2 separate regions of the Mus musculus genome follow, and region 1 is linked to region 2. Evidence: chromatin loops called from intact Hi-C (ENCODE). Cell type or tissue: heart. All regions are shown on one strand. Each heading gives the region's core, and the rest is flanking DNA. Links, peaks and the distances in the headings are about the cores only.

The links. Peaks named below come from ENCODE experiments on the same cell type or tissue, not always from the same donor. Only the 100,000 strongest peaks of a DNase experiment are listed, where the experiment ranks them.
Region 1: a loop joins it to region 2, with 4 times the contacts of the local background. A loop is called at or near these places in 14 of 42 quality-filtered maps.

Annotation. Positions count from the first base shown.
Region 1 is chr6:137,865,546-137,877,719 of GRCm38, forward strand. Gm38552 (a long non-coding RNA gene) reads left to right here. Exons shown (of 3, transcript XR_869527.1): 2 at 1,298-1,416; 3 at 2,873-3,097. Among named protein-coding and RNA genes, the nearest start is that of Gm38552, 15 kb to the left of the region's middle. In heart, for the core only: a CTCF peak has its summit at 6,969 (motif pointing right); no DNase peak of the experiment used is centred there.
Region 2 is chr6:138,157,211-138,169,384 of GRCm38, forward strand. It overlaps Gm30213 (a long non-coding RNA gene), which reads left to right and starts at 9,345. Exons shown (of 5, transcript XR_869528.3): 1 at 9,345-9,643. In heart, for the core only: a CTCF peak has its summit at 6,920 (motif pointing left); no DNase peak of the experiment used is centred there.

The sequences.
Region 1 (12,174 bases), core at 2,525-10,524, 290 kb before region 2:
GGAAGGGAAGGAGCCAGGAAGTGAGGGCACTCTCCTGCCCACCATGAGGGAACATTGGACAGTTTCTCTCTCTCGTGCCTTCCCTCCACAAGGTCCTGCCAGACCATCAAGGCACCAGCCCAGCTTGGGCTGAAACCTTTAGTTCTTCGGGCCAAAGTAAATTATTTCTGCCTATATTGTTTGCACAGACATTTTACCACAGTGATGAAAAACCGACTTACACACAAAAATGCAAGGTTAATGAAAAATGTAAAAAGCCAATGGGAGCAAAGGTCTAGTCAAGAATGAGACTCTCTGGCCATGTGGGGGTCAGTCCCTCATTCCTCAATCTCCACTGGAGGTTCTGATGGGGGTCAGATGAAGCAAATCAAGTTCAAATAAAGGGAAATTAAAGGTGTGTGAATCTCACGACTGGCCTGCTTTTCTGAACTCGGAATTCACCCTCCTACTGTTCAGTGCAGTGATAAATCACCCAAGCCTCGTCTCTGCATTCAGGCATCAGACATGGTTGTGCATATGCATATATGCAGGCAAAATACTCATACACATAATGTAATAATTCTAAAAATTGAGAAAAAAAGTCTCAATCTGTAGTTTATAGGAAGCCAAAGTCTCTCCCATAGTTATTCTCCCATGCTGATCCTGACTGAAGCACCTTTCATTATATTGTGATGGTATTTTTCAAAATACCTTCTTCTCCAAACCATTATTTCATTTGCTTATTGCCCCCATCTTAGAAGGGCCTTAGGCATCAGTCACTTGGTAGTGTTCTAGTCAGACTAGCATCACTGTGGCTGGGGCAGGAGGGAAGCAGGTCTGAAGGAGGAAGGATTTACTTGGGCTTGAAGAATCAGAGTTCTCAGTAAACAGTTCTTGGTGCCATTGCATCTGGGTCCAGATTGAGGCAGCAAGAGCAGGTTGAGAGGCCACTTACCTCATGCAGCCAGGAATAGGAGAGAAAGAAGAGAATAGAAGAGGTGTTGCCATTGCTGTAGCAAACCAAGGCTAGTTCAGGCCTTTCTGCACATAGCTATTTCTTGTTCTGCACCTCTGCCATGCTGTGCTACAAACATTGGCCAGACACATGGACAGATGGACAGACACACAGACAGACAGAGACAGAAAACAGACAGAGACAAAGATATAGACAGAGACAGACAGACAGACAGAGACAGAGAGAAAGACACACACACACACACACACACACACAGAGAGAGAGAGAGAGAGAGAGAGAGAGAGAGAGAGAGAGAGAGAGAGAGAGCCTTGCTAACACCTCTCCTATTCTCTTTGGGTCCAGCATGTGAGATGGTGCTGTCCACATTCAGAGCAGATCTTCTTTAGTCAATCATCTGTAGACGATCCTCAGACAAGCCTAGAAGTGTGTTCTGCAAGGCATGTCAGCACTCCTCAATCCAAGTAAGTTGAAGCACCACAGTGGATGAGGTACCTGAATCTGGGGAAGTAGGAAGTGACTCATCCAGATCCACCTTTTCATGACTGGGAAGAACAAGGTGAGAGTTCTTCCTTTGTGGGTACTATGGTGTGAATGCTTTCCTTCAGAACACACATTTGTATTTAATCAGCAGTGTGTCAGTATTAAGAGCCAGGGCTTCAGCGAGGACCTCATGAGTAGAACCATGACCTAATGAAAGAGGCAAACATGGAAGCCATCAGTGTCTTGACTGTGGAGTTCTCAGCCTCCAGAACTATCAGAAATAAAATTCCATTGTGTATAAATTAACCAGTCTCTGGAAAATTGTTACATCTGCTTATCTTAGTCCATTTTGTGATGCTAGAATACCAGACATTGGGCAGTTTACAAAGAAAAGGCATTGGCTTGTTCAAGATCAGGTGGCTCCATCTAATTGGCTTCTGGTCAGGGCCAGTGTTTGTAGCACAGCATGGCAGAGGTGCAGAACAAGAAGTAGCTATGTGCAGAAAGGCCTGAGCTAGCCTTGGTTTGCTACAGCAATGGCTTTAGAGTCATAGACTGTGGGTTCTTAAACTTTTTCCTTTCTCAACCCTTTCATGCAAGCAATTCTTATACAATACTAGGCATATAAACAGGTTAAGTATGTATGTAAGACATGGGTTTACTGACAAATCATAGGGAAATTTCTATCTATCTATCTATCTATCTATCTATCTATCTATCTATCTATCTATCTATCTATCTATCTATCTATCATAAGCCACCATGCAGGTACTGGGAACTGAATTTGGCCCCCTGTAAGAATACAAGTGCTCCGAACTGCTAAGCCATCCTTCCCGCCTCTCTCTGCCCCAAACTCCTAAGTAATGAGTTTTTATGAAGCTTGGGGCAGCGATTCAAACAGCAATTTTGAAATCAAAATATAGCACAGTACCATCGAAATATATGCTAATTTGATACTTACATGCTGAGGAATGACAGTAGGAAAATAGTAGAAGTCTTTGTTTTCTGTAATTAAACCATTATGTTTTCATAAGAGCAGAGAGCTTTCCAGGTACAATAAAGATGCTCCCCTTGTGGCTGAGCTTCAATGCGTGTCAGGCCGCCTTTGTTGGCGTTTCCTGGTGGAGGGGGATCAGCATGCACAGTAGAGTGCGCATGTCACGTGGTTAGAGTTGAAGCATCAGTGACGTTCCATGATACATGCATAAGCATGTACATGTCCATGATACATGTACATGTCCATGATACATGCATAAGCACCGTCGGAGAGTCCAGACTCATGACATGCTTGACTCGGGGTTCGGAAACTCGGGGTTCACTATTGCCTCTTTCCCCTGCTCCCCAAGAGTCTGTCATGTGACCTCATACAGTCTACAGAAGTTTTGTAGAGGACTGTATGGAACTAAGTTGATGGCAGCACCATTAATCTTTTCTTAGGTTGGTGACTTTATGATACAACCACCTCCCAGGAGATCCTGTCACTCAAAGTTCCCACCACCTCAGCACTAACTCATTGGAGAACAAGACTTTTGTCTAGGAAGCCTTGGAGTACAAACGCATTTTAACCAGAGCCCAGAACAAATGGACTGAGCAAACGAGCCACCTCTCAAGATGGAGTTGAATTAAATAGAGTATAACTTACAGGCAAATGATAGAGAACGAAAAATATTATCATTAAGAAAAATGAGTTAAAAGTGTTTATTTCTTCTACTTTCATATATGTATGTATGTATATGTATGTATGTAGTGTGCATGTGTATATATGTATATGCTTTGTGCATGTATGTGCTCACATGTAGAAACTCAAGAAGTCGATGGAAGAATCATCCTCCATTGCTCTCTACTTTATTCATTGAGACAGGGTCCCTCAATCAAACCCAGAGCTCACCAACATGGCTAGTCTCATCAATCAGGTGGCTTTGGGCATTCATGTCTTTTCCTGGAGTTAGAATTACAGAGGAACCACTCGACCCACTCAGCACTTAATGGGTTCTGGGAATCTAAATTCGGGTTTTCATGCATGCCTGGCAACCACTTGAACCACTTTATTTATTTATTTTTTAAAATTTCTTTTTTTTATTAGATATTTTCTTTATTTACATTTCAAATGTTATCCCAAAAGTTCCCTATACCCCTCCCTCAACCCCCCGCCCTGCTCCCCTACCCACCCACTCCCACTTCTTGGCCATGGAGTTCCCCTGTACTGGGGCATATAAAGTTTGCAAGACTAAGGGGCCTCTCTTCCCAATGATGGCTGACTAGGCCATCTTCTGCTACATATGCAGCCAGAGACATGAGCTCTGGGGGTACTGTTGAGTTCATATTGTTGTTCAACCTATAGAATTGCAGACCCCTTCAGCTCCTTGGGTACTTTCTCTAGCTCCTCCATTGGGGGCCCTGTGTTCCATCCTATAGATGACTGTGAGCATCCACTTCTGTATTTGCCAGGCACTGGCATAGCCTCACAAGAGACAGCTATATCAGGGTCCTTTCAGCAAAATCTTGCTGGCATATGCAATAGTGCACTTGAACCACTTTAATCCCAGAAAAATGTTTAAAAGACTTTATTTGATAAGGGTCATAATTTAGTTGGAAGAGTGTGTAGTGAACAGTGTTATTTTAAAATTTATATACTTTTTAAATCTTTTTGTGCATTTATTTGAGTACACATACACTATACTTTTCCTATAAAGGTAGTTGTTTTTCTCATTTTATCATGTGTGTGTGTTGGGGGGGGGGGTTCCAGGGACTGAGCTCAGCTCATAAGGCATGGGAACAGACATTTCCACCTGCTGAAACATCTCACTGGTTCTATACATTGATACAGCCCTGGTATTTTAATTAGACAAAATGGACAACTTTTGTTTGACTCTCAAAGTCTTCATGGACTTTTGTGTCAAAGGAGAAAACGTGTAGTGCCCAGCAACTGAGTTTCTCTGTCCCCATGGGTCCCTCGTGTGATTAAGAACTTAGATCCCAGCCCCTGCTGCAGGGAAGTTCCGCTATCTGATGGGAACACAGAGTGAAGGCAAATTGGAAGCATGACCATGCTCCAACCACAGAGTGCCTGCTTCTGCTTCCACCATGACATGAGCACAGGGAAGAAACACCACCATGGGGCACTGATCAACATGGAAATAATGTGCTAATACGCCAGGCCATGTGGCTCGGTCCTCACCTCATTTCAGTTCAGAGATTTCATTGTAAAGTCATGTGCAAGCATGAACAAATGGGTAGTTTGGCCACAGTTAATGGATTTGAAATCATTATTAATTTTTAGCCCTATAAAAACATTGATTTAGAGGAACCTTTATAACATTGAAAGTGCATTGTATTTAGGAGTAATTAGCATCCTCTAATTAGGAAGAATTACCAAGTGCTTTTCTCTCTTGGCTCTGCGGAAGCTAGCGCAGCTGCATGCAATTTAATCACAAAGGAAACAGCTTGTGTTTTATGTTGAATCTGCCTTTAATGGATTAAAAAATATTCTTTGGTATCCTATTTTATAATTAAAAGATACATTTGAGTCACCAGTGTTAGAAAACGTGATTAGCCCAAATGCCATTAACCCTATGGGTCAGACCTTTCTCCTAGATGCACGCACACATACATACATACTCATGCATGCACACACAGACACACACAGACACACACAGACACACACACACACACACACACACACACACACACACACACACACACACACACACACACACGGTGGGAGCATAGGAAGTTGATCTGTCTGTCCATATGCTCATGAAGCTGTGTGTCTTAATACTGACTCCGCTATTTTTATTCCTCCATACGACTCCCATATTTTCATGTGCACTTAGGCTCAATGATGCTCTTTGCTAACCAGAGAGGCGTGTAGGCAATTGCTGGGTATGAAGATGCTGACATTTTCTGAATTTCGAATGACAAATGACATGCTCCTGTCAGCTGACTATAACGCAGCAACATATGGTGCTTCTGATGGTGGGTGTTATTTCAAAGTTTGCAAATCACACCATGAGAGAGTCCCTCTGCTGGGCTCCTGGAATACTTAGCAACTGTGAATCTGAAATGACAGTACAGAGAAAGCACTAAAAAGAAAAAGAAAAAAAAACAAACTCCCTCCACCTTGTTGACAAGAAGGCGGTAGAACTCCGAATGAGTGAACGCTTCATTGATTCTCACAGGTGGAGGGGTTGCGATGTCAATCTATTGAGAGAGGAAGCCTTGTGCTTTCCTTTTAGAAAAACTAGGAAATGGTCTAATTTCTTACATTAGCCTACAAATTATCACATTTCAGGGAAAGCATAAAAAAAAAATCCAGGGACTGACAATTAGAATAATTGTTAACTATGGTACAGAAAAGCTTGGGAATGGAGTCTTGTTATTTCAGGGTGTAGAGAAAGTTGACAAAAAGTGTGTTCATCCCCCATTTGAAAGATAACATCAAAGACTTGGAAAGAGAGTATCCCCTTTACTTTTCGAAGGCTTGGAAAGAAAGTATCTATCCGCTGTTGCAACCAGCCCAGTTTACCTAAAACAACCCTGTCCCGCTCTTTCCACCGGGTGCTTAGTTTCTTTAATAGTGTCCACATTCGAAGCATTTCCAGCACGGCAGAGTAACCCATCAGAAATGCAACAGAATTAACTCGCTGTCTGCTTCCATTTCAGCAATTTCACACAAAGCCCTCCCTAGACCACGGCCCAGGGCTCCTGCTTCTGTCTGCTCCTCCTGAGAATCCAAGCCCTTCCAGTGTTCCTTATCACAAACGAGACTGATTTATGCATAAAGAGTACACAGAAACTACCAGTGAGCAAGGATGGCATCTATTTCCCTCAGTTAAGCAACCCGTTTCATTGACCTTCCTCGATGCTTTCAGTAACTTTACCCCCAAATCAATGAATTCTGAGATTTTTTTTTTCATTCAAGAAATGGAAATTGTCCAGTAGCCTGAGGAACCCTGGGACGGATGCCTTTAGATAGTCTAGGTTCTTAACTTCACCGGTGTTAGGGGTAGGTCCAGGTGATGGCCGCAAACAGCAACAATCTAAGAAGAATGTCTGAATCAAATCACACGTTCACTCACTCGTCTGTCTTGCTTTTGAGTCATTAGAAAAGGAACGCTTTTCCTCAGCATACAATTAACCTGTTCAGAGCAACTGAACAAGAGAGGCTTGTGTGTGTGATTGCTATTGTTTATGTCTTTAAAAAAGTAATTCAAACAGGAAGTGACGGCGAGCCATAGTGTCGTGCTGCGAAGAGGCTGCCTATACAGACTGGTTATTTGGGGCCGAGCAGAGCAACAATGGTTGCATGCCAGGTACCCCTCACCATGATCTCAGGACTCAAAGCAATTCCCCAGCTTGTCTTTGCACAAATACGAAACAGGCATTTCTTCTGTGTGCATGTCTTAGGGGGAAAAAAAGGCATTTTGTATCTGTACGGACCCAATTATCAGTTTGTTGATTCTAAGCGGCACACAAATCTACTCTCTCTTCTCACTGAATGACGCATGCCTCGCCGAATGGCACTAGCCTGACCTTGTCAATAGAGGGCGCCGAAGGAACAACGTGTCTCTTCTGGATCAGCTTCAGTTAAGTTGGTATTTGTGGAACCTCCCTCTTGGACTCTTCTTCCAGCTCTGCAAATGCTAGTTTGAGACAGCTGTGGCCTTGCTGTCCCTCAGCAAACGTCTCTGACATTCAGTAAACCCCATCATGTGCTGTCCCTCAGGCCTGGTAGTCAGGATTATTTGCACACATGTATTATTTATTTAGGTGCTTTGCTTCTATCCTATACGAAGCTGAGGCTTTCTGAATCTGTTATTGCTGTATAGCTTAGAGATTCCAGATATTCCTATCTTCCATTGTGGTTAAACACTTTTACACTTGATCTTAGACAAAAGGCCAAGAAGTGATGTGTTAAACACTTTTAATACATAATATTCTTATTAATTCTTGATAACTGCAGATAATGTACTTTGATCGTATCTTCACTCTTCTCCCTAACTCCTTTCAGATCTGCCCCCACCCTGTTCATCTCCGTGTCCTTTTTATTATTACTATTTTTAAAATAACCCACTGGCACAGTTTATGCTGGCCATAATCTCCTTGGATTGGGCATCCATGGTCAACTTATCAGGGCCACAACCTCATTAAGAAGTGACTCTTCTTTCCCCCAGACTGTCAACTGTCCTCAGCTACGTATGGCAGCTCATGATCCCTCCCTCTCCCCATCCAAACTGGAACACTTACTGGCTTGATCTTGTGCAGATCTTGTACAGACAACTGAAGTATAATTTCTGGTTTCCTTGGAGGCTCAGTTGTCATGTAATTTTTTTTTTTTTTCTGGAAGCTGGGTAATGAGAGGATGTTTTCCTGAAGCAGATACATGAGAGGATGTTTTCCTGAAGCAGACACATGAGACGATGCTTTGATGAGGCAGACAGTTGAAAGGGCGCATGATGTTTGAAAGAGTATAAATAGAGCCCAACAGACTGCAAATGATGCTCTTGCCTTGCTTCTTCTTTCAAAGTTTTGCTGGTCTATACTGATCTTCACTTGCCTTGACTTCATAGAGAGAAACTTGCCAAAGAACTTCTCATGGTTATTCTGGGTGCTTCTGTGGACTTGTACCAAATTGGTGGAGCTTCATGGTTTCTTCTGGATCGAGCTGCTGCTACTGATATGTGTTTGCTGATTGGACCAGGCTGCCGGTACTGATTCAAGTCTAATGTTTTGGACTAGACTATTGACGTCCTGACAACAAAGACTGGTACCATCTCAAAGGACTACTTCTAAACAGGCTTTCTTCTCTACCTTTGGTTGGAGGGCTGGAAGAAAGGTTGAAGTATTTAAGAACCCTTAATTAAGTAGGTTTTGAAACATCTAAGCCTACAGGCAGCCATGGCAGCTATGAGTCTGCATGTACAGCAGCCCTGTTTCCAGAATACATTGTTTCTCTGTGTTTTTCTCTTACTCTTGCTCCTTCTTCTGTGATGGCTCGCTCTGCTACAATTTCCATTGCTGTGATAAACACAACAACGGAAAGCAACTTGTGGAGGAAGGGGTTTATCTCACTTATACTTCCAGGTAACAGTTTATCACTGAGGAAAGTCAGGGCAGGATTCAGCTGAGCGGGAACTCGGCTGAGGCAGGAGCTGATGCAGTGGCCATGGAGGAGTGCTGTTATTGGCTTGTCCATGGCTTGTCCAGTCTGCTTTCTTACACCATCCAGGACTATCAGTCCAGGGGTGGCACCACCCACAGTGAGCCCACATCAGTCATCAATCAAGAATATGCCCTACAGACTTGCCTACTGGCTAATCTTATTAACTAATTTAATTAAGAATCCTTAATTCTTGATTAAGATTCCTTCTGCCCAAATGACCCTGGTTAGTGTCAGGTAAACACTAACAGGTGTGTGTGTGTGTGTGTGTGTGTGTGTGTGTGTGTGTGTGTGTGTGTATGTGTGTGTTTGCCCCTCGAATGGAATTCAACCACCACAGCAGATGAAAGACAGGTGGCTCTTTGACAAGATTTAGTGAATAAAAGTGCTCTGTGCAAAGGGCGAAAAGACTCTACTCTTCCAGATCCACTGTTAACATCAAGGCAATGAGCTTGCCAGAGAGAGAGCTTGGTTGGCTGTGAGCCAGAGTCTCTCTGGACCCTGCAGCTCTATAAACTCAATTGGCGAATGGCTATGTCTCAAGGTCACGCCCTCCTCCTGGAAGAGCACACAGGTAAGCAGTCAGCAGGAAGTAGGAGTGGATGGTGGGAATCTGCTTTTGTGATGACCACTGAGGTCAGAAGGCCTCCTCTGTTGACTTGGGCATGGGCTGGGATCTAAATCTGCATCACTTACCTGATTGTCCCGAGCAGGGTAAAGAAACACTGTATCCAGTAGCTCTGTTTACACAGCACATCTAGTGACATTTTATAACAGGTAGTGACTCCAGCAAAGAAGAATGTATCAAGGTTTTTAATATAAGAAACAACAATAGCAAGGTAAATAGAACTAAATGCCTGGACACTTTTAGACATTGCTCAATGTCACAAGTATTTCCAGGTCCACATGTCATACTTCCTGTGTGTGTTGTTCCGAGTGGTTCCTGCGTATTTGCTCACGCCGTTCTCACAGAGGAGGCCTGAGCACCTGAGTGGCAGAGCTGGCTTTCCAGTCTCTTCTGGTTCAGGACCTTCACCCTCCATTGTTAGGGGGAAAGTTCCCTCAAATTATATGATAACCTTTAGTTCCCTTATCTATTAACAGAGATAATACTTTTTTTTTTACATGATATTCTAGACAATCTGGAACTTGTTAAAACTTTAAGAAAAATTTTGAGATTTAGCTGTTTAAAACTTGTATGTATGTGCCTGAATTTCTGTGCACTCAGTGCCTGCGGAGGCCTGGAGAGGACACTGGATCTCCTGGGACTGGAGTTACAGATGGCTATGAGTTGCCACGGGCCTGCTAGAGGGGTGCTGGGAATTGATATTCTGGTCTCCTGGAGGAACAGCTAGTGCTCTTAACCACTGAGACATCACTCCATCTTGTTAAACGTTTTAATTCATGTTTTGCCATTACTTATTATATAGTCATGATTTATACTTTTTAGATGTTTTCCCCCAGGTAAGCAAAATGTCACTCACCTGGTGGTGCGTGATGTTCTGAAAGCAAAGGACAACTACATCCCCTGGACTCAGGACTATGGAGTGGAGGCAAAGTCAGTGCCGGCCACTGTCAGAACTTGATAAGCAAGGTGCTGTGTGAGCTTCCGGCCTGCTTTATAATAGCTGGATATATTAATAGATGCCTATCTGAATAGTCATCTTAGTTTTACAATCCTCAATTTACTAAACAGATCAAGGGCTGCAAAGCTAAGCAGTTACTGTTGGATCTGAGATGAACCTTTCGGCCCCCCAAGCCCTACACAATCTTTGTCCATATGGGATGAAGTAAGATGGCCCCTTGGGTGATCTATTTCTCCACCTGCTTTTAAGGAAAGGGAGAGGAGAGGATAATATAGAGTAATGGCCACACTGTGGTGTTGTGCATTGAGCAAACACAATAATGTGCTACTCGGGCATAAAGCAGGCACTCCAATTCCATCTTACTGTTCTCAACGTTCATGAACATGAATATACAAATACTCTAAATGGAAGGCTCCTTTCTTGGGGTTATTTAGTGAAAAGGCTTCATAAAAATATTTCTGTAAGAGTGGGGTCTTTTATTGGCCTAAGCTGACTCTGATGCTACCCTTCGCTCTTGGTTGGGGTGGGGGATGCTAAGAAATTTAGAAAGATGGCCGTAACTGTAACACTTAGGCATTGCGGGTTGGTAACCAAGGCAACTTTTCCCATTTTTGCATTCAGGCTTTCCTGTTGATTATCTATTGTAATGCCAATAATCGCAGCTGAGAGGAGTCACTGTTTGTTGTGGAGACAATTAGTACTTGAAATAAAATAACTTATTTGCCTAAATTGGGAAGACGCGGAGTCGGACTGGGTCTCTCAGGAACAAGCTGCGCTGTGCAATAAGACTGACTGGTACCCCAGCAGCCCTCAGAGAAAGCATTCTCCTCTCACGTGACTTGAGGTCTTATTGGTGTTTATTATGGTGATGGTTGAAAACCTTCCGATTCTTCTTAGATTGTGTTGGGAAATAGCTTAGTACATGCACACCTGCAAGAAGGTGATACTGAATTTTCATTGATACTGAATTTTCATTGATAGGCTTATTCACACTGCTTATCTTTACATGTAACGCTTCATTAAAAACATTTCCCCCAATTACTGTCATAATTGCTCTCCACTCTACTAAGACTGTATGTTAAAGTACTATTTCTTTTAGTTCCAATGTTACCAGAAAGCATGTAGTCTTTTAACTCTGTACCTATGCCTTGTCTTCATGTACAGCTTTGTGAATGAAAATCACCATTTGTATTATGACCATTAACTGAAAAAATATTACCAGTGTACCCACAACTGTCAGAAAGTCTTCATATGTGTCTGAAAACCATTAGTCCTCTAAAGACAGATACGTTTTCCTTTGAAACAATTTTTTTTTCAGAGTCTCATTTACTTCTGTAACCTGTTCTGGTCAAACAGTGAATAGTTTTCAGAGCCTGGAGATCCTCCTGCCTTGGCCTTCCAAGTGCAGAATTTACCAGTATGGGCGCCACCACACCCAACTGGAATCATGAATTTTTCTCAGCCCCCTTTCCCATTGTAATGGCTGGGCTCTAAGAGAATAGCCTGCACTTTGTCAAACTACATCAATAAACGAAGAAGAAAAGGTCTTTTAAATTCAGTGATAAAAGCCAGTCCGAAGCCACATTCTCCAATCAGCTTTAACAGTCATAAAGCTGTTGGATTGATCTCCATCTGTCTATCTTTTCCATCTCTAAATTGGTTCTGAATTCAACTGGGACAGAGGGATGTTATTTATTGGCTGTTCCCAAACTCCTAACATATGTTTTCCATATCGAATGTAGTTGATAAGTAGTAACTGTTGACAAAGTCAGAATGTAAATTCCACCGGTGCAGCGCCTGAGCTTATCTTGTTCACTGCCATTTCTCTGCACATAAAAGTTGTTAAAACCAGAAAAAAAATAGTTCAGATCACAAATATCCCCACTCCTATTTCAGAACGCTTTATATTTGGCTGCTTACATTAAGACTACCACCCCCACCCCCCAAAAAGGACTCAGTTTGGGATTTCACTAAGAATGAGAGCTGTCGACACT
Region 2 (12,174 bases), core at 2,173-10,172:
TATTCATTTGTAGATAATAGGAAAAGGGGATATTTAAATTTTATACATTTTGAGATCTGAAAACTATGTATAAATGTAGAACCCACTTAAAGAGAGATAAAGTGCTTAATATTACGTATTTTAGGTTCAAAATTTAAGTAATAGTGGCATGTCAGTTCAGAATAGTTTCTAACTAAATTTTCAATTCACAGGAGAAGCTGTATGTAAAAGAAACATTTATTCTCCATATGCAATTTTTGTCTTGGAGTATTACTGCTAAATAAGCTTACCCTTAATAAATCTTTCTGTATTCTAGCTGTTTCAACTCAGCCATTTTCAGTCAACCTCCTCTCCAAGCTGACTAATTCAATCTGGCTTCCCTCAGCTTCTCAATAAATTGATTTGCTTGGCCTCAAACTAACTCTGGCAATTTGTTCTAAACTGGCTCCTTCTTATTCTCTGCCTTTAACTGCCTTTGATGGCCTGCCCTGACCTACGTGAACTCAGGAATGAACTCAACTTTACTGTTCTCATTTCTATGACTCCCAACTCACTGACTCTCTCCCTATACAGCTCTTAAATAGTTAGGTGTATTCTATCTATGACTTATTCTGTCAAATCTTTCTCTGCTTCATCACTTTGTCTGCCCCTCAATTCAATGCCACTTTCAAACATGGCTGCTTCCTTCTACAAAATTTTACTTCAAAAGTATATATACTAAGGGTGTGTGTTTGTGTATGTGTGTGTTTTCCAGCCAAAGGGATGAAAGATGTGTGTTGTTTCTGCATTCCAGCCTGATCACACAGACTTAGGTCTTTGGATGCAATCCCTTGCCAGAGCAGCCAGGTTGCTGGATTAAAATTCTTCTACAGCTGTTAAGTGTTGAGAGATTTGTTTGTGAAACTGCTTTTATCAGGAAGGAGGATGTATGGGGTATGTGTGGATTTTTACTGATCTTGCCTTTCCTGCCTCAAGGAATTCCTGCCCAGCCAAATGACATTATTTTGTTTACATTTGTTGTTGATGACTCTAACCTGTGGTGAGAACCGAAGGGACCACGCAGTTTACATTAAAATTTAATATATACCTAGGAAGGATGCTATATTGCCAATCAAGAGTTCCCCTGAAAAGTTCATGTGTAAAAGCATCTAAACACCAGGAAGCAGGTACTGGTGAGGTGCTAGAACCTTTGGGAAGAGGGCGCTAGTGGAGGAATGTAAGTTTTTGTGGGTATCCCTTGAAGAGAATATTTGGACCCTAACCCCTGTCTCCCTTCTTTCCTGATACTGTGATGTGCACAGAGGAGACTTCCTAGGTCTTGATGACCAGAAAACCAGTATCTTATCTGTGTTTGGTTGTCTAGTCATCTGGCAAAGTATAATTGAACAACTTCTGGGCCCTGTCATTAGAGAAACCTCTAAAACTCCAAAGAACTACTAAGAACTACAGCCATGATCAAACATTCTCCTGATTCTATATCTAGAAGTTTCTCTAGGCAGCAAGCAGAAGAGGAGTTTCTGGCCCCCTCTTGCACCCAGGGGACCAGTCCTAGGGGGTCTTGTTTTGCTTCTGTGAGCAATTCATCCAAGGGCTCTACTTTATAATTAATAATTTAATAAGTGTTTTTGGGGGATGTTGCATAGCTGTATCACACTGACTTTTAGCCCCTTGCCTTGGGAGTCTCCAACAATCCATTTAGAAAGAGCAACACAAAAAAATCCTCTGATCATCTCCCCCCTGCCTGCCTGAAATGTCAGCCCTGTGGGACATTGATAGGTGTTCCTGCTATGAGGAAAAGCATTACTGCTGCCCGTGTGCCTTTCAGGGTCCTTGATTCACTGTAAATCCCATGTAAACTGTTGGATTTGACAAGGAGGAGTTGTTGAAGGCAGACTACTGGGAAGGGTCGATGTTGGGTTGAAGTTGGCACCAATCTCTCATCTGTGGCAGCTCAAGTGGAAGACGGTGGATGAGCTATAGGACCCGTGAGCCTCCTCAGTCAGCAAATGCAGGCCCCGAGTCACATTTAATTCAGAAAACCCTGACAGCCCTGCATAAAGTGTGAGCTGTAAAAATGGAGAGATTGAGACTGTGTGTGTGTGAGCGAGTGAGCCATTATTCCAGTTCACTGGACTTTAGGAAAATACAAAACAGGACAATACAGACTCTGGAACATCACCAAGAGACTGACAATAGTGACTTTGGGAAAATATTCCTGGCATATTTATTCCAAGGCCACATGATTTTAATGATTAAAAGTTAAGAGGAAAATTAACGCAGAGTATGAAGATGCCTAAAATTCTACATCATTAAGCTTAAACTGTACACATCTCCATCTGTATATGAACAAGATAAACCACCTGCAGTTAAGAAAACTGTTGGGCTGGCGAGATGGCTCAGCAGGTTTAGGCACCTTCCAGTACGGCTGATGGCCTGAGCCCACTCCCTGGAACTCATGTAATAAGAGGAGAAAACAGACTCCAGGTTTTCCTGTGACTGCCACACATGCACACAAGTGTCAAACATGGACATACACACATACACACACAACAAATATTAAAAACTCTAAATAAGAAAAGTATTAAGACCAGGAAGTGGTAGCACACATCTTTAATCCCAGCACTTGGGAGATTGAAATAGGTCGATCTCTGTGAGTTTGGGGCTAATCTGATTTACAGAGTGAGTTCTAGGACAGGAACTATATAGAGAAATTCTGTCTTGAAAAATCAAACATCCACTCCCACCAAACATTAATTATTGAAATAGTTTGGAATGTGAATAGAATTGTGCCTTTATGTCAGTCATGGTCCTGAGACTTTATTGAGCCTAAGATATTGTCAAGGTGTTTGACTGCTTTTTGAGCCCTATCTCTAACTCTAAACGTATTGGCACATGACCTGCTGTGTTAGTGGTAGATTGGTACACAGCAGTGGCTTTCACCAAGGCCTCTGTAGGGTTGAGGGGCCTTGGATGAATCAGCTCCTGTGTCATTTATAAGTTACTTGTCAGGAACTTTTGGATGTCAGGGCACATCCACATTTTGGGAATCAGTTAAAGCCAAAATGAGCTGATCCAGAAAGATCTCAAGAAAAAGTCCTGGAGCCAATTCAGTGCTACATTGTATTTCATCCTCCATGACAGAGCTTGGTAAACTCTGGCTTCTGGGCTAAATCTAGCTATTGATGGCATTTGGAAACAGAGTGTTCTTGGAGCACAGCTATGTTTACTTGTTTTAGTATTTTCTCAAACTACTTTTTTGCCATAGTGGCAGAATGAAGTAAACTTCTGTAACAGAAAACTCCACAGGACACAAAACAGGCATATTTATTATCTGATCATTCATAGAACAAGTTTACCCAGTTGTCTGGCCTAGACATCATCATGTCCATGACAAAGAAACAAGGGAGGAAACAGAATCCTATGGTTGCCTTCCAGGAAAACATCTGTTCATCATACAGATAGACAAAGCAAGTCACATGCCAGACAATTGACCTTAGAATCAAAGTGCTGAAACTCAAATCCCCAAGTGAGAGCAACCTCAGCATCACAAGACACAGGGTAGGTATGCATGGAGGAATGATTGACAGGAAAAATCGTTCCCGCCCACTCTGTGTGGGTTACAATGCCATGATGAAGTTCAACCCAGACATAGTAGGAGCACTATCTAAATTTAAAACTTCATGCTCTGAAAGCAGCCTTTGCTCTAATGTGTCAGTCGTCATTTTGTCAGATTAGCTGTAACCCATGGTAGGCTCAATGTGATAACAATGGTTACAACTAAGCTTGAAAAATGTGAGCATATGAATTTGGCCTTCTCCCTCTCATTTGCAGCATGTCGCCTTAGGAAGACAGATGGGATAAGAACAAATATTTGGATAGCCTTATCGCCTCTATAACCAAGTTGGTCCCCAAACTGTGCCCCCGTCTGTTCTCTTGAAATTATAATCTACACCCTGCTCCCAAACCAAGCACTTCATAAAATTTAATGCTCTTTACTATTGGTATAGTTATTGTAGATCAGAGAACGTTACTCACCTAAATGTGACTGACCATGTTGGTGTTTGCTGAAATGGTAGTTCATGACTTATATTAACCATGAAAACAAATGCTACATTAAATTTCTGTGTTATTCAATCTACAAGCATAATAGCTAATGGGAGAGCACCTTTTCCTGGATACCTTGTCCTTTGTAACATCGTATTTAGAGGTTGGATCCAAGAATTTATTCTAATGATGTCTTCCTCACCAACCAACCTTAATGCCAGATGAGGCTCCCTCAATCTCTTTTCAGTATTTCACATTTAAAATGAAGACAGTGAAGTAGATGATTGAAAGAATCTACGACTGAAAACACTATTTGTTCTGGAGGCAGGTGTTCTACTCATTTCTAGTGACAGACTGTGAGCACCAACATGCGGGAGTAATTATGGTAGAAAGCCCATAACCTCATTAACAGGGTCAAAGACAATTGGTGAGCTAAAGAGCATTTTGTGGGTTTCATGTCTTAGAATAATAATAATAATGCTTAAATTAATTTTCTCTGAGTCACTAATGTCATGTCACTAAAACAACATGAACACTCCCAAACATTAAATAAATATTGAGTTCTCCCCATTTTAAGATTTACTCTTATTGTTTTTCTTCAAATGGGAGTATACTATCACTTGACTAGGCCAATCACTGATAGGTAGTAGTGTTGGGATGGGACAGCCAGAATGGCCAGAAGTAAATTACTTGCTCTATTCATTCTGGGTTCCTAAAATCATGATCCTGAGAATTAGAGTCCTCTAGGCCAAAATCTCAAGACACATAATAGAAGGAAATGCTTAATTCTTCATGAAACTACTAATAATCTCCCATGTGATGTATGTCTTGTGTACATCACTGAAGAGATGGAATTAGATACATTTGTAAAGAAGTCAAAAGAGACCATTGAAATAACTGAAATCAAACTGTAATGGGGTCCTCTGGAGGAAACCAATTCATGATATTCTGTTGGTTAAATCTGCCCTGGCATGCTTTGGTAGAGACCACATGGTAAAAAGGTATTTCACTAATGAACATTTGTAAGCAGTTTAGTGTCTGAGGGCATTAACAATGAACCAAGATTAGGCAGAGTTATATCCATAGAATTAAAGTTTCCATTTTATTATCAGTAGATATAAATTGAGAATGAGAGAGAGAGAGAGAGAGAGAGAGAGAGAGAGAGAGAGAGAGAGGAAGAAGAGAAGAGAGGGAAGAATGAGCGTAGAAGGAGGAGGAAGAAGAGAAAAGGAAGAGGAAAAAGAGGAAGAGGAGGAAGAAGAAGAAGGAGAAGGAGAAGAAAGAAGAGGAGGAGGAGGAGGAGGAGGAGGAAGAAGATGAGGAGGAGGAGAAGGAGGCAGATTAACTACTTCCAGGGCAGCTTCATCTACACAGTGAGTTTCAAGGTAGCCAGGCGTATAAAATGAGTGAGACAGAGTCTTGATAAAATAAAAGAGAAAGAAAGAATGCAAGGAGAGAAGAAAGGAAGGGGGGGCAGCATTATTATCGTTACACTTAGAAGCACACCGTGCCATTGTAGCCATTAGTCCTTTTGTTTTCTGGGTCCATTTGTGACACACTGCTTTTGTGACACACTGTTTTCTGTCTCTTGACTCGTAAAGTCTGAAATGTTTATTTGGGCTTTTTACAACACATGTCGACCTATGACCCTCACAATTCCCTTAAGACACTAATAGGATAGTGAGTTTTCTAGTTATTTGGCACCTACTAACTTGCCCTAAGATTTAATCAAAGCAATTACAGTAATAGAAAAGACCCTGCACCCCCAAAATAAGAGTGACTTCAAGTATAGAACTTGAAGCCATTTATTTTATGACCTTGCAAAGTGGGGCATGTATCTAGGGTAAAGGAAAGAATCGCTATTGTGATAATTTAGGGGGAAATGTGATTTTCATAGTTCCTGTTCTTGAGGAATTCTGCTCTCTTTCTGCCACATTGTGTTCTTCAGGGAGTTACAGTCTCTCTTGCTTGACTACCATAGTCTCCGTTCCAAATTTCTCATCCAACTGCACTTGAGATCTCCCCTTGTTCCTGGTATGTGGCCTCAGTCACATAACAAAGTGCCTCTAAATTTTCAGCTATAATGAAATGAAAGCACTCAGGCAAGAAGCTACCAGCTACTAGCTAGGAACGACAGAGGCCTAGGGATTCCTGTTTATCTGTAGTACTTTGATGAGTGCTAAATGTATACTGTACTAAAAATGGATCTTCAGGGCCAGTGAGATAACTCAGTTTTTAAAGCCGCTTGCCACCAAAATTTGACTGTATGATTTTCTGTGCTACTAAAAATAAACACGTTATTTATATATACATTTTCCTCTATTTTAACTCAAATTATTTGTTTCTGTTCTATATCATACATTATGTAGTGTGGAAAGATGTTAGACTATGTCATGATGCCTAAGCATTTGTCTAATTTTTTTAAAAAGAGAGAGAGAGATTCCAGGCAGGGGAGATGAGATGGTTCAAAGTGTTTGCATAAATGTTATCCCTTACAACACACATTTCAACAAATCTGGGTATGGTGGTGCACACTTGTAGTCCAAGCACTGGGGAGGTGGAAACAGGCAGATCCCTGGGACTCAGTAGTCAGCCAGCCTAGCCTACTTGACAAGCATTGGGCCAACAAATAAAACCATTGCTTCCTTGGGAATGGGATCCAAGGTTGTCCTGTAGTGTGTGCGTGTACACACACACACACACACACACACACACACACACGCACGCACACACTCACACACACACACACACTCACACACGCACACAAGCACACATGCACACAAGCACACACAAGCACACACAAGCACACACACATAAGCAATGAGACACCATTTACTTTCTTCATGGCCATGGGTTTCTCACCAGTGTCTGAACTTTGGTTTGCTCCCCCTGGTGGTTGAGTTTTCATGCCAGGATGCGGTTCCTCTGATGGAAGCTGAAGTTTCAGTTAATGCCGTCCTTTTGCTCATAGTAAATATGTAGAAATCATGACACCTCCCATGGAAAGCAATCAAATCACACCTTTTTCATAAATGATAGTTTAAAGTACTAACGTTCGATCACATCCTATGGCAGGTCTTAATGTCAACAGAACAGAGCACACTAGGACGAAATGACACCAAGCAGGTGCTCAGAAAGAGCTTACACTATCTACAACTAATTTAAGACTGGCCCATAATGATGGTCTTATGCCTGTCACGTTCAATGCAGTCATTGTGATGACGTCAGAAAACCTGGGCCTAGTTTCTTTGATGAGTTTATCTTACTGCTTTTTAAAGGAAACGTGATATGTGATTCCATTTGGGGCCTCAGGTCTTCTCACAGCTCTGCCACAGAAACAGGTTCTGAATCCATTAATTCAACAACCCACCCCAGATTCCTCTACTCAAAACAAAGTCAGTAACCATTACAGCTAGAATTCGGATCAGAGTCTGAGATGGAGTTCTAAGTAGAAAAAAAAATGACATGATTGCTGCTTTTAGGGACTTATCCCAGAATGAAATACTGGAAAAACTATGAAAATGATTGCAAATAATATTTATTAGGGTGCCATTTACTGAAGCAAAGCACTGCAACTCTTTAAAATATTCTCAGGACAGAAATCTGAGGACGTGCACATTGTATTATTATGAGACCATAACAAGGAGAAGACTTTGTCTATGCTAGTATCTCTACAATGAAGTTATTATTAAGGATACAAGATGATCCTGATGCATGTGTGTGTGCATGCTTACATTAGGGACGAGAAACAAAGTGAGTTCTTAATGTCCCCTTTGGGAGCTATGACTTTCTGAAGTTACATAGTAATTAAATAGTGTTACATAGTAATTAACTACAATACAGATAGCCTTTCATATACAACCAGGAAAGTTAAAGAAAGAAGACTTCATTGAGAGCACTGCTGGTGACATAATGACCATCAAGAACCTGTCCCAGGTGACTTTAAAATAACACGTTTCATTTGGAAAACAACAACATAATAGGAAGAATATCAACAACAGTTGAGGCAAAATCATTTTGAGACTAGAATATGTAATGTAGACTAAAAGAAAAAAGTAATTAAACTAGAGTTACTAAAATCAGAATTTGAGGCAGGGCATAAATGGGTTATAGAAGTGGACTTGAATAGGTAAAATAAAAGGAATCAAAATTCCTAAGTTTGACATTAGTCTGAACTGATGTGCTTGTGTGTGTGTGTGCATGTGTGTGTGTGTGTGAGTGTGTGTGTGTGAGTGTGTGAGAGTGGTAGTGGTGTGTGCTGTGTGTCTGTGGTATGTGTATGTGTGAGATAGTGTGTGTGTCTAAGTGGTAGTCATGTGCATTATGTGTGTGTGAGTGTGTGTGTGTGTAGTATGTCTGTCTGTGTGTCTTTGTGTCTGTGTTGTGTGTGTGTGTGAGTGTGTGAGAGTGGTAGTGGTGTGTGCTGTGTGTGTGTGGTGGTAGTGTATTTACCTCCTAGAAAGAGCTAGGAAAAAAATATGAAAATGATTGCAAATAATATTTATTGGGGTGCCATTTACTGCAGCAAAGAACTGCAACTCTTTAAAATATTTTCAGAACAGAAATCTGAGGAACATAAAATATATAGGCTCCATGCCAATAAACTGTCATATGACGAAGACCTTAAAACATTATATATATGGTTATCTATATAATATGTGTTATACATGCATGTTATATATGTATGTAGAAACACATATATACACTATATATGCACATACCTACAATTACACACATATACATATATAGCTATGTATCTAGACATCTAAAAAGATACACAGACTTTTTTGAAGACTGTTGGAGATCTTAACTTTTTTGAAAACCCTCCAAGAATCTATCCTACTTTTCCTATATAAACTACACCCCAACTTGACCAATAGCTGTTGAGAGGGAAATGTTTCTTTTTAGAAGCAAAGCAGCTAATAATTGAAGAAATAATTTATCTTTTCAACACCTAATGAGGTAATGGATTTAAGCAAAGATTATCAATGGCTGTTAACATAAGACAGCCAGAAGTTATTTATTCCGGAGAGACTCACACAATATCATCCATAAAACTATGTGGATAAAAGGCCAGGAAAACTCTCCCGAAGTCTCTAATTGTTTTATTTAACTTTTTATTGATTCTATGTGAATTTCACATCGTGCTTCCCAATCCCACTCATTTCCCTGTCTCTTTGTAACCTCCCTACCCCCACCCCCCCAAAAAAGAAAAAAAATCATTGTGGAAGCTGTAGTATATCAGTGTGTCCCACAGTATACCATTTCACCCACTTCTCTGCTTGCAAATGTTCATTGGGACAAGTCACTGATCTGGTTTGAGACCTCTAGGTTCTGCTACTCTATCAATAGCAGACCCTCACTGGGACCTCTCAGACATCTTGTTGTTTCCCTAGGTCATGGAGGTCCTGCAACTTTGGATCTGTGCCTACCAGAGCAGAGCTGCTCAAGTAAGGTAGGGTCTGCTCTCCGGAGTGCTGCAGCAGTCCAGGGTTTGGACCAGATCTCCTGCTCTCATGAACAGCTCTCTCACCTGCCCCACCCTGCCTCCATCCCCTGACATCAGGACCAGCTCTACTATGCTGCACAAGTGCAGGTCCCACTCTGAGTGCTGCAAAAGGTGAGGAGAAGGGACAGCTCTCCTGCTCTCCAGATCCCCTGTGGTCAGCTTTCTTGACTGCTGCAGGTGGGTAGTGGCAAGAGGAGTGGCATGATTCTCTCCCTCACCTTCCCTCTGTATCCACACAGCAGATGAGTACAGGGCTACCTCTCCCATGCACGCTCACACTCTCAGACTGGCTCATCTTCAACCCCTACAACCAGGGCCAGCTCGGCTGTGTGTGCTAGGCTAGGTGCAGCCTGCTTTCCTCAGAACTGCACCTGGGGAGGAGCAGATGGCTCTCCTGCTTGCACACCTTTGGCACCAGATCTCCCATGATGCCCAGTCTAGGGGTGGTGCCAGTTCTGCACAGCTCTCAAACATCAACATGGTGGTACCCCAGACCAGGGATGTCTGCCTGGATCTTGGTGGTAACATGCTGCTGCAGGGCCATCTAGACATGTTCCTGTGTAGCAGCATGGGCAAGGACCTCGCCATGCTCCCAGGTGACAACATCAGCTACTCACATCCAGCTGTTCCTCACCAACCTCCATTTTCCTGTTCTTTCTCTCTTCATTGTGCACACACCCTTCTGATTCTCTTTCTCTTTTATCTCTCCACCCCTTACTTGTTCATTTTAGTGTCCCGTGGGACTTGTGGATGTCTGAGGTCATCTCAGGAGTGCTGTGCCCCGCCCCTGCCAGATGGCGCAGGGCAGAGGTCATATCTGACTTGCTCCCTGCCTGGTTCTCGGGCACCAGACTGGTGGTTGTCTGCTGAAGTCTCTAATTTTGAATGTGAGATTTATAGGAGATCCAAGTGGGGCAAAGTGCCATGAAGTCAAAGAAGATCAGACCGAGAAAAACTGCCCAGGAAAGGAGTTCAAGTCTTCAAGGAAAGATTGTGGAGAGAAGACAGGGAGAGAGAGGGGTGTACAGAAAAAATCCTCTAGAGGAAAAAAATGAGACAAAGTATGAATATTCTTTGAATTCTAATTCCAAAACAAAACTATGAAAATTCATGAACTGGTATTGAAAATTTGATATTAATTACTTCAGTATTTTATGTAAGTGTAGGAGAGGTGTGCATGCCTGTGCACAAGAAGGAACCAAGTTTCCTCTGTCACTCTCTGTCTGTGCCTTTGAGGCAGGGTTTCTCTCTCTCTCTCTCTCTCTCTCTCTCTCTCTCTCTCTCTCTCTCTCTCAATCTCTTTCTCTTCCTACACTCTATGAGGCTGCGGACAGCAAGCACTAACAATCCTCCTGTTTCTACCCCTTTCAAAACTGGGGTCATAGACACAAGAAAGATGTTTGGCTTGTTACCCAGCATGCAGAAAGCTAAGCCATCTCTCTAGCACCTGATTTTGTTTGTTAGGCAATGTCTCAAGTAACTCAGGGTGAACTTATACTGTGGCTACAGCCAATGCTGACCTTGAACTCATAATCCTCCTGCCTCCACCAACTGAGTATAGGCCAGCACCACAACTGGTTAATGTGGTCTTGACAGTTTACCCCAGTGCTTCCAGCTGAGCACCTCCATAGCACAACTGACCTATATCCTAAGCTGCAGGAGGTCTAACTTTACAAGGTTCCCTGGAATGCTTAGAGCTCATTTAAGGTATGAGCACCCTAGAACCGAGTCTGAGCGTTAAGGCAGTGAGGATGTGCATGGGTTCTTCCTTGCTGACCCTGAGTGATCTGCACAGGGAGAAAAGTCTCCTCCTCTTCTTCCTCCTGCTCCTCCTCCTCCTCCGTTTGCTTCTTATTGATTGGATATTTTCTTTATTTACATTTCAAATGTTTTCCCCTTTCCAGGTCTCCTCTTCGGGATGCTCCTACCCCATCCCTCCTCCCCCTGCCTCTGTGAGGGTGCTCTCCCCCACTCTCCCTCTCCCATCCTCCCATCCTGACATTCCCCTACACAGGGGGATAGAAATACCTCAGGCCCAAGGACCTCTCCTCCCACTGACGACCAACGAGACCCTCCTCTACCACATATTTGGCCAGCGCCATGGTTTGCTCTTTGGTTGGTGGTCCAGTTCCCGGGAGCCCTGAGGGGTCTGGCCTATTAACATTGTCATATATAGCTACCATACCCGGACATTATTGCTGATGCCAGTAAGTGCTTGCTGATGGAAGCCTGATATGACTATCTCCTGAGAGACTCTACCAGAGCCTGACAAAGACAGAGGCAGAAGCTTGCAACCAACCACTGGAGTGAGCTCAGGGTCCCCAGTGGAGGAGTCTTCTGCTTCTTATTCATGCTTGAAATGTTCTGGAAAAAAGACATAGGAGGGAAAAGCAAGCGACTTCTTTAAATTTATGATTTATCTAAACCTGCTAAACCAATATGTATGAAACATTTCTTATCCCACAGAGGAAGGTTTTCCTCTCATCCTGGGTTGGTTTCAGCTGGTACTAGTGATTAGCATTTCTCTGCATAGCGAAGAAGCTTCACACTTTTCCATGCCTCTGTTGTTTCTTCAAGTTTGTAGAGGTCATATGGGGTGGATACTGTAGTATATAATGTTCTGTGTGCTTCCACATGAATAA